3 separate regions of the Homo sapiens genome follow, and all the other regions are linked to region 1. A link is a contact called in ENCODE Hi-C or POLR2A ChIA-PET data. All regions are on one chromosome and are shown on one strand. Each heading gives the region's core, a stretch centred on a gene start or an enhancer-like site at or near the end of the contact. The rest is flanking DNA. Distances are from core to core; before and after follow the strand shown. Region 1 has its middle 31 kb from the start of RESF1. Region 2 has its middle 15 kb from the start of H3-5. Region 3 has its middle 67 kb from the start of RESF1.

Region 1 (3,472 bases), core at 428-2,927:
CTTGTTGCCCAGGCAGGAGTGCAGTAGCACAATCTCGGCTCACTGCAACCTCTGCCTCCCAGGTTCAAGTGATTCTTCTGCCTCAGCCTCCCGAGTAGCTGGGACTACAGGCGAGTGCCACCACGCCCGACTAATTTTTGTATTTTTAGTAGAGACAGGGTTTCACCATATTGGCCAGTCTGGTCTCGAACTCCTGACCTCGTGATCCACCCACCTCGGCCTCCCAAAATGCTGGGATTACAGGCGTGAGCCACTGCACCCCGCCAATTTTTTGTATTTTCAGTAGAGACAGGGTTTCCCCATGTTGGTCAGGCTGGTCTCGAACTCCCGACCTCAGGTGATCTGCCCGCCTCAGCCTCCCGAAGTGCTGGGATCACAGGCATGAGCCACCTCGCCTAGCCTGTTTTTTGTTTTTTTGAGACAGGGTCTTGCTCTGTCACCCAGGCTGGAGTGCAGTTTTGCAGTGGCATGATCCCGGCTCACTGCAGCCTTAACTGCTCAGGCTCAAGCGACCCTCCCACCACAACCTCCCAAGTAGCTGTGTCCCACAGGCACACACCACAGTGCCTGGCTAATTTTTTTATTTTCTGTAGACATGGAGTCTCCCCATGTACTCAGGCTGGTCTCAATCTCCTGGGCTCAAATGATCCTCCCCCATCTTGTTCTCCCAAAGTTCTGGGATCACAGGCGTGAGCCACCGCCCCCAACTACTTTTTTAAAAATATTTTGATCTGCAGTTGGTTGAATCCTCAAATGTAAAACCCACAAATATGAAGAGCCGACAAGAACCAACATCTGACGAAGGTACAGAAAAACTACTGCACTACTGCTCTATAAGATTAGAAATTAATCTGTAAACATTGATACATTGTTAGGATGCTTTTGCCACCTGATAGAGACATTAATTCCAAATGTTCCAGGTCTTTATTGCCCTGAGAAAGTTAAGCAATCTTATAACTAATTTAGCAAATTTGTGTAAGGATTTTGCCTTTCAATATGAATGTATGTTCAAAGACAAAGGTCTGGAAAGATATGCACAAAATAAAATTAAACAGTGGTTATTTCTGGGGAGGAAAGTAGGAAATTGAATTTTTGCAACTTTTTGTACTTTTGTATTTTTCAGAAGTTCTTGTTTTTAAAATGTCAATGTAAAAGCACACACACAATAAATGTCTCCATCAACTCTTTGTCCACGACTAGAGAAATGGTTTAGTAAACTATATTTCTTTTCCTTGGAAACATATTCAATCATTAAAATTATGTTTATAAGGATTACATTATAACATGTAATTAAAGAAAGGGAAAACTATGCACAGAAAAGTTATAGGAGGAAAAACACCAGTGCATTAATTATATTGATAATATTTTATTTTTTTAAGTATTCTTATCTAATGAGAATGTAACATTTTTGTAATAAGGAAAATGTTAGTAAAAACAAAACACAGCATGTTTCAGCATGCCCTGACTCTTCTTTGAGGATATGTGATACAATAGATTGGCCTTTTGTGACTTTTACAAAAGGTTGTAGTTTTTGTTCCCTCCACACTTAAGAATTTTATCTCACATCATGAATATCTGACTTCTGGCTTTTTTTTTTTTTTAAGGTAAGCAAGCTAACATTTAAAACTGTGATTAAATAAGAGTATCTTTCAAGGTTTGGCTAAGGAGAGCTAACATTTCCGTGCTGTGCTGTTAATCAAAGGAACTTCTTCAGCTGGTTTTGTTTTGTTTTGTTTTGAGACGGAGTTTCGCTCTTGTTGCCCAGGCTGGAGTGCGGTGGCAGGATCTCAGCTCACTGCAACCTCTGCCTCCTGGGTTCAGGCGATTCTCCTCCTCCTGGGTTCAGGCGATTCTCCTGCCTCAGCCTCCTGAGTAGCTGGGATTACAGGCATGCACCACCACACCGGGCTAATTTCTGTATTTTTAGTAGAGACGGGGTTTCACCATGTTGGTCAGGCTGGTTCCTTTTTAACTGAAACATGTCAGAGAGGAAAAATTTTCCTCAACCCTCTTATGTTTTGTAACTGAGGGCCTGCAAATTAAACTAATAAAAGACATAGTAACAGGAGAAAAGGCACACCATTTTTATTAATATTTGCATGCAAAAGAGTTCTCAGGAAAGAAGTAGTTAGACTTGCGGTTTTATGTACCTTTTTAACAAAGGAAAGAGGGTTTGAGCTTCAAGGAACTAATTGTGGGGCACTGAGTAGGAAACATGGGGGAATTAATGGAAGATAAGGGCTATTTTAGAAAGATCTGTTTATGCAAATTCATCTTGGTGTTAATTCCCATCTTTGGTAAAAATCACTCTTCTCTCCCTGGTACTGGGTGGGTGGGGAAGCACCTTCCTCAATGGGAAATTTATGCCCTGCTTTTAGGCTCTGTCACCCAGGCTGGAGTGCAGTGACATGATCATGGCTCACAGCAGCTTCGACCTCCAGGGTTCAAGCTATCCTCCCGCCTTAGCCTCTTGTGTAGCTGGGACCACAGGCTAGCACCACCACACTCAGCTAATTAAAAAAAAAAATTTTGGTGGAGATGTTCCCGAACCGAACCAGGCCTGGCTGTATGTTCTCACAGCCCAATAATGAGATGCAGATGGACTGGGAAAGAAGGGAGTTTATTTCTGTAACTGGATACAGGGAGAAGATCAGAGATTATTCGCCAGACCAACTCAAGGTATTACAATTCTTCCCATGCTCATACATGTTTGGACTACATGCCTACGTGCAGTATCACATTTGCCTAAGTTTATCAGTAATTAATTTTGCTTCAACTAGAAGGTCAGAGGCCAAAAATGCCCTCTAAATCTACCTAATCCGTGAGGGTCCTCGTACCAGGGTGATTAAGAAATGTCTCCTAAATTTACTTAAGGAGGATCCTGGCACCAGAGCAATTACTTCTACTTTATCTTACCTACGGTTTGGTCCTAAGAGTTGCTCCAGACCCTCCTCCTTAAAATAAATCGTTTCAAGGACTGTCTATGTTACCTTGACTCGCCCCAGATGTCAACCCGAGACAGATCCTGGTACAAGGAATGTAAGGCTGTCTCCATTATCTTGACGTGCTCCAGGTTTTAGGAGAAGCCTGTGCAAGGCACTTACTGAACATATATTTCATTTCTGGTTCTGACGTCCGAGCATTGATTTTCCCTAGACTTAATTGTTAGCCCAATATTAAGGCAAGCGCTGTGGAAATTCATCTATGTAAATGGAGTGCTATGGAGCCCTGTCTGTGTGACTGTCAGGGAGAACTGGCCTGCCACAGATATGAGGTCTCACTATGTTGCCCAGGTTGGTCTCGAGTTTCTGGGCTCAAGTGATCCTCCTGCCTTGGCCTCCCAAAGTGCTCGGATTACAAACATGAGCCACCGCTCCCAGCCACCTGCATCTCCTGATTCTCAATTACCTTCAGCTCAAAATTTTCCTATGACAATGTGTCATATTTTGGGGTCGCATATTCAGATCCCCTT
Region 2 (3,472 bases), core at 284-2,783, 120 kb before region 1:
ACCTTGAGCTAAACACAGGGTGCTGATTGGTGTATTTACAATCCCTGAGCTAGATATAAAGACTCTCCACGTCCTCACCAGACTCAGGAGCCCAGCTGGCTTCACCTAGTGGATCCCGCACCGTGGCTGCAGGTGGAGCTGCCTGCCAGTCCTGCGCCGTTTGCTCGCATTCCTCAGCCCTTGGGTGGTCGATGGGACTGGGCGCCTTGGAGCAGGGGGTGGTGCTCGTCGGGGAGGCTCGGGCCGCACAGGAGCCCACAGAGGGGGTGGGAGGCTCAGGCATGGCGGGCTGCAGGTCCCGAGCCCTGCCCCGTGGGAAGGCAGCTAAGGCCCGGCGAGAAATCGAGCGCAGCGCCGGTGGGCCAGCACTGCTGGGGGACCCAGTACACCCTCCGCAGCCACTGGCCCGCGTGCTAAGTCCCCCATTACCTGGGGCCAGCAGGGCTGACTGGCTGCCCGAGTGCGGGGCCCACCAAGCCCACGCCCACCCGGAACTCCAGCTGGCCCGCAAGCGCCGCAGGCAGCCCCGGTTCCCGCTCGTGCCTCTCCCTCCACACCTCCCTGCAAGCTAAGGGAGTGGGCTCCGGCCTTGGCCAGCCCAGAAAGGGGCTCCCACAGTGCAGTGGGGGGGCTGAAGGGATCCTCAAATGCCACCAAACTGGGAGCCCAGGCAGGGGAGGTGCCGAGAGCAAGCGAGGGCTCTGAGGACTGCCAGCACGCTGTCACCTCTCACCAATACTTGTCATGTGGATGGGAGACACTGTAAAAATAAAGTGAGGTGGAAGGAAAAGGTCTGTGAAAGCATACTTGTAATTCATAAAATACCATATAAATGAAAGTAAAGTTGTGTAATAATTCTAAACCAAAAATAAAATTCTAAGGCCCCCCAACCATCTGAATGGACTTTCTCCTGGCCAGGGCACTTTTAAAATTTAACCTGAAAGACTGGTTCGGGCCGTGATGGAAGGGGGTGGTCAGACATGCCTTGTTATACCTCTCCGGCATTAATATCAACACAGAATTCAGTCTGATAAGAAACATTTTACAGCCTATTCTCTCTCAAGCCCACTACCTGAAGGCCTCCTCTGCACATCAGAACTTTGGTCTCCATAATCCTTCATCTTAACCCAGACATTTCCTTTCTATTCATCCCAGGTCTTTAGATAAACTCAACCAATTGTCAACCAGAAAATTTTTAAATCTACCTGCAACCTGGCAGCCCCCTTCCAGTTGTCTTGCCTTTCTGAACTGAACCAGTGTATTTCCTAAATGTATTTGATTGAAGTCTCATGTCTCCCTAAAATGTATAAAACTAAGCTGCACCCCATTCGCCTTGGGTACACATTCTCAGGATCTCCTGAGGGCTGTGTCATGGGCCATGATCACTCATGTTTGGCAGAATAAATTTCTTCAAATATTTTACAGAGTTTGACTCTTTTTGTTGACATAATTATGCACCGAGACTTGGGAAAGAGAAGACACTTACCGCAGTGTATTTTAATACATATGACGTTGACTTCCTGCATTTTGGTGCACAGGTCTTCATTTTCCTGCCTCCGTTTCATGGTCACAAGATAGCTGCTGTACCCACATGTCAGGCCTCTGAGCCCAAGCTAAGCCATCATATCCCCTGTGACCTGCACGTATACATCCAGATGGCCTGAAGTAACTGAAGAATCACAGAAGAAGTGAAAATGGCCCATTCCTGCCTTAACTTATGACATCCCACCATTGTGATTTGTTGCTGCCCCACCTTAACTGAGCGATTAACCTTGTGAAATTCCTTCTCCTGGCTTAGAAACTCCCCCACTGAGCACCTTGTGACCCCCACCTATGCCTGCAAGAGAAAAACCCCTTTTGACTGTAATTTTCCACTACCCACACAAATCCTATAAAACGGCCCCACCCCTATCTCCCTTCGCTGACTCTTTCTGGACTCAGCCCGCCTGCACCCAGTTGAAATAAACAGCCTTGTTGCTCACACAAAGCCTGTTTGGTGGTCTCTTCACACGGATGCGCGTGACACCACAGAGTCACATTTATATTCCTGGCAGAAAGAGGAATATAAAGTAAAGGAAGAAGAAGGCAAATAAGCTTTGTCTTTTTATTCTGAAAAGGACACTACCCTCAGAAACCACCACCTTCATCTTATTGCTAAAAGCAGCGTCACATGACCAGCACAAGTGCAAATGAGGATGGGAAAGTGAGTTTTTAAATTGAACACATGGCTATTTCAAATAAAAGCAGGGTTCTATTACAAAAAATGGGGTGTGTGTGTGTGTGTGTGTGTGTGTGTGTATGTGTAGAGGGGGATATTTTTTAAATAGGCAACTAATAGTGTTGACTTCATCCAGCAATTTTACCTCCAGGAATGTATCCTATAGTGATATATGAGGACTAAGCTCTGATTTTTTTTTTTGCCCAAATTCCTATCTAAGGGGTCTGGGGAGTCATGCCCTACAAATCATCAATTCTCATCAGATGGGTTTTATTTAATCCTGTATATTGTGACTTACTTTCCAATCTGACTCTGGCATAACAAGGAAGAAAATCAAAATATTTTACTGCAAAACATGTTTCTCTGCCATATCTTGAAACAGCCCTGCAAAGTCTCTTGTGGGAAAAATCCACATTCTGTAGAGAATCCCCTTTCCCCCTTTGTTTTCCTTCCTTCCTTTCCAGATCCAGGAGATAATCAGCTAAGAGCCAGGCACCCTTCTAAGTTCAATAAGAAACATTTTACAACCTGCTCTCTCTGAAGTCAGCTATCTGAGAGCTTCCTCTGCACAATAAAACTTGGTCTCCACAATCCTTTATCTTAACCTGAACATTTTCTTTCCATTGATCCCCGGCCTTCAGATAAACTCAACCAACTGTCAACCAGAAAGTATTTAAATTTACCTATAGCGTGGAAGCCCCGGCTTTGCATTGTCCTGCCTTTCTGAACCAAACCAATGTATTTCTTAAATGTATTTGATTGATGACTCATGTCTCCCTAAAATGAATAAAACCAAGCTGGCCGGGCGCAGTGGCTGATGCCTGTAATCCCAGCACTTTGGGAGGCCAAAGTGGGCGGATCACGAGGTCAGGAGATCGAGACCATCCTGGCTAACACGGTGAAACCCCGTCTCTACTAAAACAAAAAATTAGCCAGGCGCAGTGGCAGGCACCTGTAGTCCCAGCTACTCGGGAGGCTTGAGGCAGAAGAATGGCGTGAACCTGGGAGGTGGAGCTTGCAGTGAGCAGAGATCACGCCACTGCACTCCAGCCTGGGTGACAGAGCGAGACTCCGTCTCAAAAAAAAAAAAAAAAAAAAAACCCAAGCTGTGCCCCGACCACCTTGGGCGCATATTCTCAGAATCTCCTGAGGGCTGTGTCATGGGCCATGGTCACTCATATTTGGCTCAGAATAAATCTCTTCAAATATTTAACAGAGTTTGACTCTTTTCATCAACATATCCACTGTGGCAGA
Region 3 (3,472 bases), core at 560-3,059, 97 kb after region 1:
TATTTTTAGTGGAGACAGGGTTTCACCATGTTGGCCAGGATGGTCTCGATCTCTTGACCTCATGATCTACTCGCCTTGGCTTTCCAAAGTGCTGGAATTACTGGCTTGAGCCACCACGCCCAGCGGTGTGTAGCTTTTTATCTTTTTTTTTTTTGAGATGGAGCCTTGCTCTGTTGCCCAGGCTGGAGTGCAGTATGCGATCTCAGCACTTTGGGGCGGGGGCAAGATGAACAGATCGCTTGAGTTCAAGAGTTCAAGACCAGCCTGGGCAACATGTCTAAACCCCATCTCCACAAAAAAATATAAAAATTAGCTGGGCGTAGTGGTACCCGCCTGTAGTCCCAGCTACTCAGGAGGCTGAGGTGGGAGGATCAGTTGAGCCAGGGAGGCAGAGGTTGCAATGAGCTGAGATTGCATCACTGCACTCCAGCCTGTGTGACAGAGTGAGACCCTGTCTCAAAAAAAAAAAAAAACTTAAAATCTTTTTTTTAATTCTCTCAATTTCAATCTCACTTACTTCTTCTTTCAAAGCCACCACTGTCTGAACCTGGTGCCCTTCCTTCTGATTATAGTTTTCGTTGTTGTTACTGTGTTTTGTTTACTTTTACAATTTTGGAATATGAAAATATCTTTCTTTTGTAACGACAAATATGGAATACAAACATTACAACTTCTTTTTTTGCCCATCCTGGATTAAAAAGGAAATAATAGATGAAATGCCTTGCAAAGAGGACAAAATATTTTGGGGTCTAAAATGTGCTTTGCCCAGGATCTTGCCTTGTAATGATAATGACTCTCCCTTAGTGATCCAAACAAAGGAATGTGGTCAACTGTATGAACAAGGTTCAGTGAAGTCCTGAGTCACATGACAATCTGTCCTCCCCAAGCCTCTGTGCTTCAGAAGCTGGAAAGTCGTTCTACCCTTGGGCACAGGGTACATGTGCAGTAGCAATAAATAGCACCAGGAGGAATAGGAGCAACAAGTGTTACTGGTAGAGGGTCTTGACTACGAGTTGTCCAGGTCCTTGGCATTTTGAACAAAGAATTGAACAAAACGTACGAAGTAGCAGAGAAATGAAATGCAGGAATGAAGCAACGAGAGCAGGAATTCATTAAAGCGAGAAAGCACTTCACAGGGTGGGAGTGGGCCTGAGCAAGCAGCTCAAGGGTGCAGTTACAAAGCTTTCTGGGCTTTAAGTACCTCATTTGAGGTTCTTATCTAGATGAAGGATTTGGTCTGTGGCAAATTAAAGACTGAGGTGAACTGGCGCCCTGTGCAGATAAAGGGATGGTCCCTGCTTCGCCAGGGCCAATCCAAGGCACTCTCCTTTTCCATCCCAGCACTTTGGGAGCCTGAGGCAGGTGATCACTTGAGCTCAGGAGTTCAAGACCAGCCTGGCTAACATGGTGAAAACCTGTCTCTACTGGTGCTCTCGCCATTATTCCATCTGCTATGAGCCCCTTTCTGCATAAAGTAAAGTTTGCCTTGCTAAGAGAATTAAATTTATGTTTGAATGTTATTTCTTTGTAGCACTGGGGAACAAGCATTCTATTTCTAAATAAACATTTTTACATATAAGAAATGGTGGTCCGTACAGGGATACATTTTCCTCTGGGGTGGTCTCTAGTCCTCTCATGAGGGGGTCTCCCACTGCCTCATTGTGGTGGCCTCAGGGGTAGTAAGAAATTGAGACCCATCTGGTGTGATGAATAGACCCGGACTCTCAACAAGGCAGAAGAAACTGGCCAGCAATCTGGAGTAAATGATCCTCACATATGATGTGGACCAGGCGACCTCATGCATGAGCCAAGAAAGGAAACAAACCAGAGGAGCCGTACACCAGCACCTGCCTGGAAACCACATCCTCATCAAAAGATAGAAAGAAGAAAAACTCGAGGCAGCCTAAGAACCCTACCTTGTGCTGCTAACCACCGAGACTGCCGTTCGCACAGCAGAAAAGGATAGACACATCATACCCAAGTCAAAAAAGCGTCATCACCATCAAAGTTATAGGTCATTGTTCCAGGGTCAAGCCCTACCAAGTTAAAGCTAAGAAAACTTTATCTATCTTTTCTTTCCTTTAACTACTCCCCATCTTATTAATGTAACTAAATCTAACTCACCTCAAATTATTACTTTTAATGCCTGTTCAGTTATCACTCCTCTCATACCAAATGACAAAACCAAAGTCTTTGTAGTAAAAGTAAAAAAATCTAAAGCAAACCACAGCAATTAAAACAAGATATCAAGATGTAAATGACTAGCTAAAATACATTAAATATTCTGTCCGCACTCTAAATAAAAGCAATTGTTATGCTTGTGCACACAGTAGGCTAGAAGTCCAAGTTATCCCCTTTCCACTCAGATAGTCCTCTAATCGACAAGGCATGGACTGCATGGTAGCTCCTTTTCTTCTTTTGTCTTTTTTTCTTTTTTTTATCTGAGACGGAGTCTCGCTCTGTCGCCCAGGCTGGAGTGCAGTGGCGCAATCTCGGCTTACTACAAGCTCCACCTCCCGGGTTCAAGCCATTCTCCTGCCTCAGCCTCCCAAGTAGCTGGGACTACAAGCGCACGCTGCCAAGCCCGGCTAACTTTTTTTTTTTTTTTTTTTTTGTATTTTTAGTAGAGACGGGGTTTTACCCTGTTAGCCAGGATGGTCTCGATCTCCATCTCCTGACCTCGTGATCCGCCCGTCTCGGCCTCCCAAAGTGCTGGGATATAGGCGTGAGCCACTGCACCCGGCCGGTATCAAAATCCTGCAGCCTAAGATAGTAAAGTGTGCCAAACTCTCTCTACTATTTCCTAAAGTGCAGTACCCTGAGGGTCAGCCCCCCGAGGGCCATTCAGCCTCCATCTTCCAAGACCAATTTTACCTCGTGTCTCCAACGATAAAAGGAAAATTTAGCGTACTTTGAAGACTTAACATGATACAGCGAGGTCAGGCACTTCCAAAAGCTAACCCATCAGTCCACCCTTATTCATCCCCAAGCGGATGCATAGTAATACTGTAAAAAACCTTTACTAGACACTCTACCAAATAATTAGAGCAGCACTTATGCTCTAGTTCAATTAGCTATCCCTTTTACCCTGGCATTTCATCAATCAGAAAAAGAGAAATTACGACATAAGCAAATAAAAGAAGCCTCAAAAGAAGCAGCCCCTTACAGCTATTTTGATTCCCATGTCTATTCAGATGCAATTAGAGGTCCTCACAGAGTACCAAATAAATTTAAAACCAGAGATCAAATAGCTGCAAGGTTTAAGTCAATGTTGTTTTAGTGAGTAGCAATTAATAAAAATGTAGATTAAATAAACTGCATTTATTACTACCAGCAGCAATTTATTAACTATACCAAAGATGCTGTTAAAGAAATAGCTGAACAATTAAAACCCACAAGTCAAATGGCCTGAGAAAATAAGATAACTTTAAATATAATATTAACAAAGAAAGGTAGTGTTTATATTATAATC

Evidence for each region. A loop is a pair of places that touch in the nucleus more often than their neighbours do. ChIA-PET counts read pairs that join two places held with the same protein, here RNA polymerase II (POLR2A). Pooled maps may share reads with other maps.
Region 2: a pooled map shows a loop between it and region 1 (5-fold over the local background). The contact joins two enhancer-like sites. A Hi-C loop is called at or near these places in 6 of 50 pooled maps. POLR2A ChIA-PET finds 5 or more read pairs at or near these places in 4 of 52 experiments (CD8-positive, alpha-beta memory T cell, Panc1, activated T-cell and 1 more).
Region 3: a pooled map shows a loop between it and region 1 (2.8-fold over the local background). The contact joins two enhancer-like sites. A Hi-C loop is called at or near these places in 4 of 50 pooled maps. POLR2A ChIA-PET finds 5 or more read pairs at or near these places in 3 of 52 experiments (WTC11 and naive thymus-derived CD4-positive, alpha-beta T cell).

Annotation. Positions count from the first base shown.
Region 1 is chr12:31,926,959-31,930,430 of GRCh38, forward strand. No RefSeq gene overlaps it. Among named protein-coding and RNA genes, the nearest start is that of RESF1, 31 kb to the right of the region's middle. Within about 2 kb of position 1,678, at least 3 of the 41 ENCODE cell types and tissues checked have a DNase peak (open chromatin) inside an H3K27ac peak, as active enhancers do.
Region 2 is chr12:31,805,623-31,809,094 of GRCh38, forward strand. No RefSeq gene overlaps it. Among named protein-coding and RNA genes, the nearest start is that of H3-5, 15 kb to the left of the region's middle. Within about 2 kb of position 1,534, at least 5 of the 41 ENCODE cell types and tissues checked have a DNase peak (open chromatin) inside an H3K27ac peak, as active enhancers do.
Region 3 is chr12:32,024,207-32,027,678 of GRCh38, forward strand. No RefSeq gene overlaps it. Among named protein-coding and RNA genes, the nearest start is that of RESF1, 67 kb to the left of the region's middle. RefSeq lists an enhancer at 789-1,083. Within about 2 kb of position 1,810, at least 2 of the 41 ENCODE cell types and tissues checked have a DNase peak (open chromatin) inside an H3K27ac peak, as active enhancers do.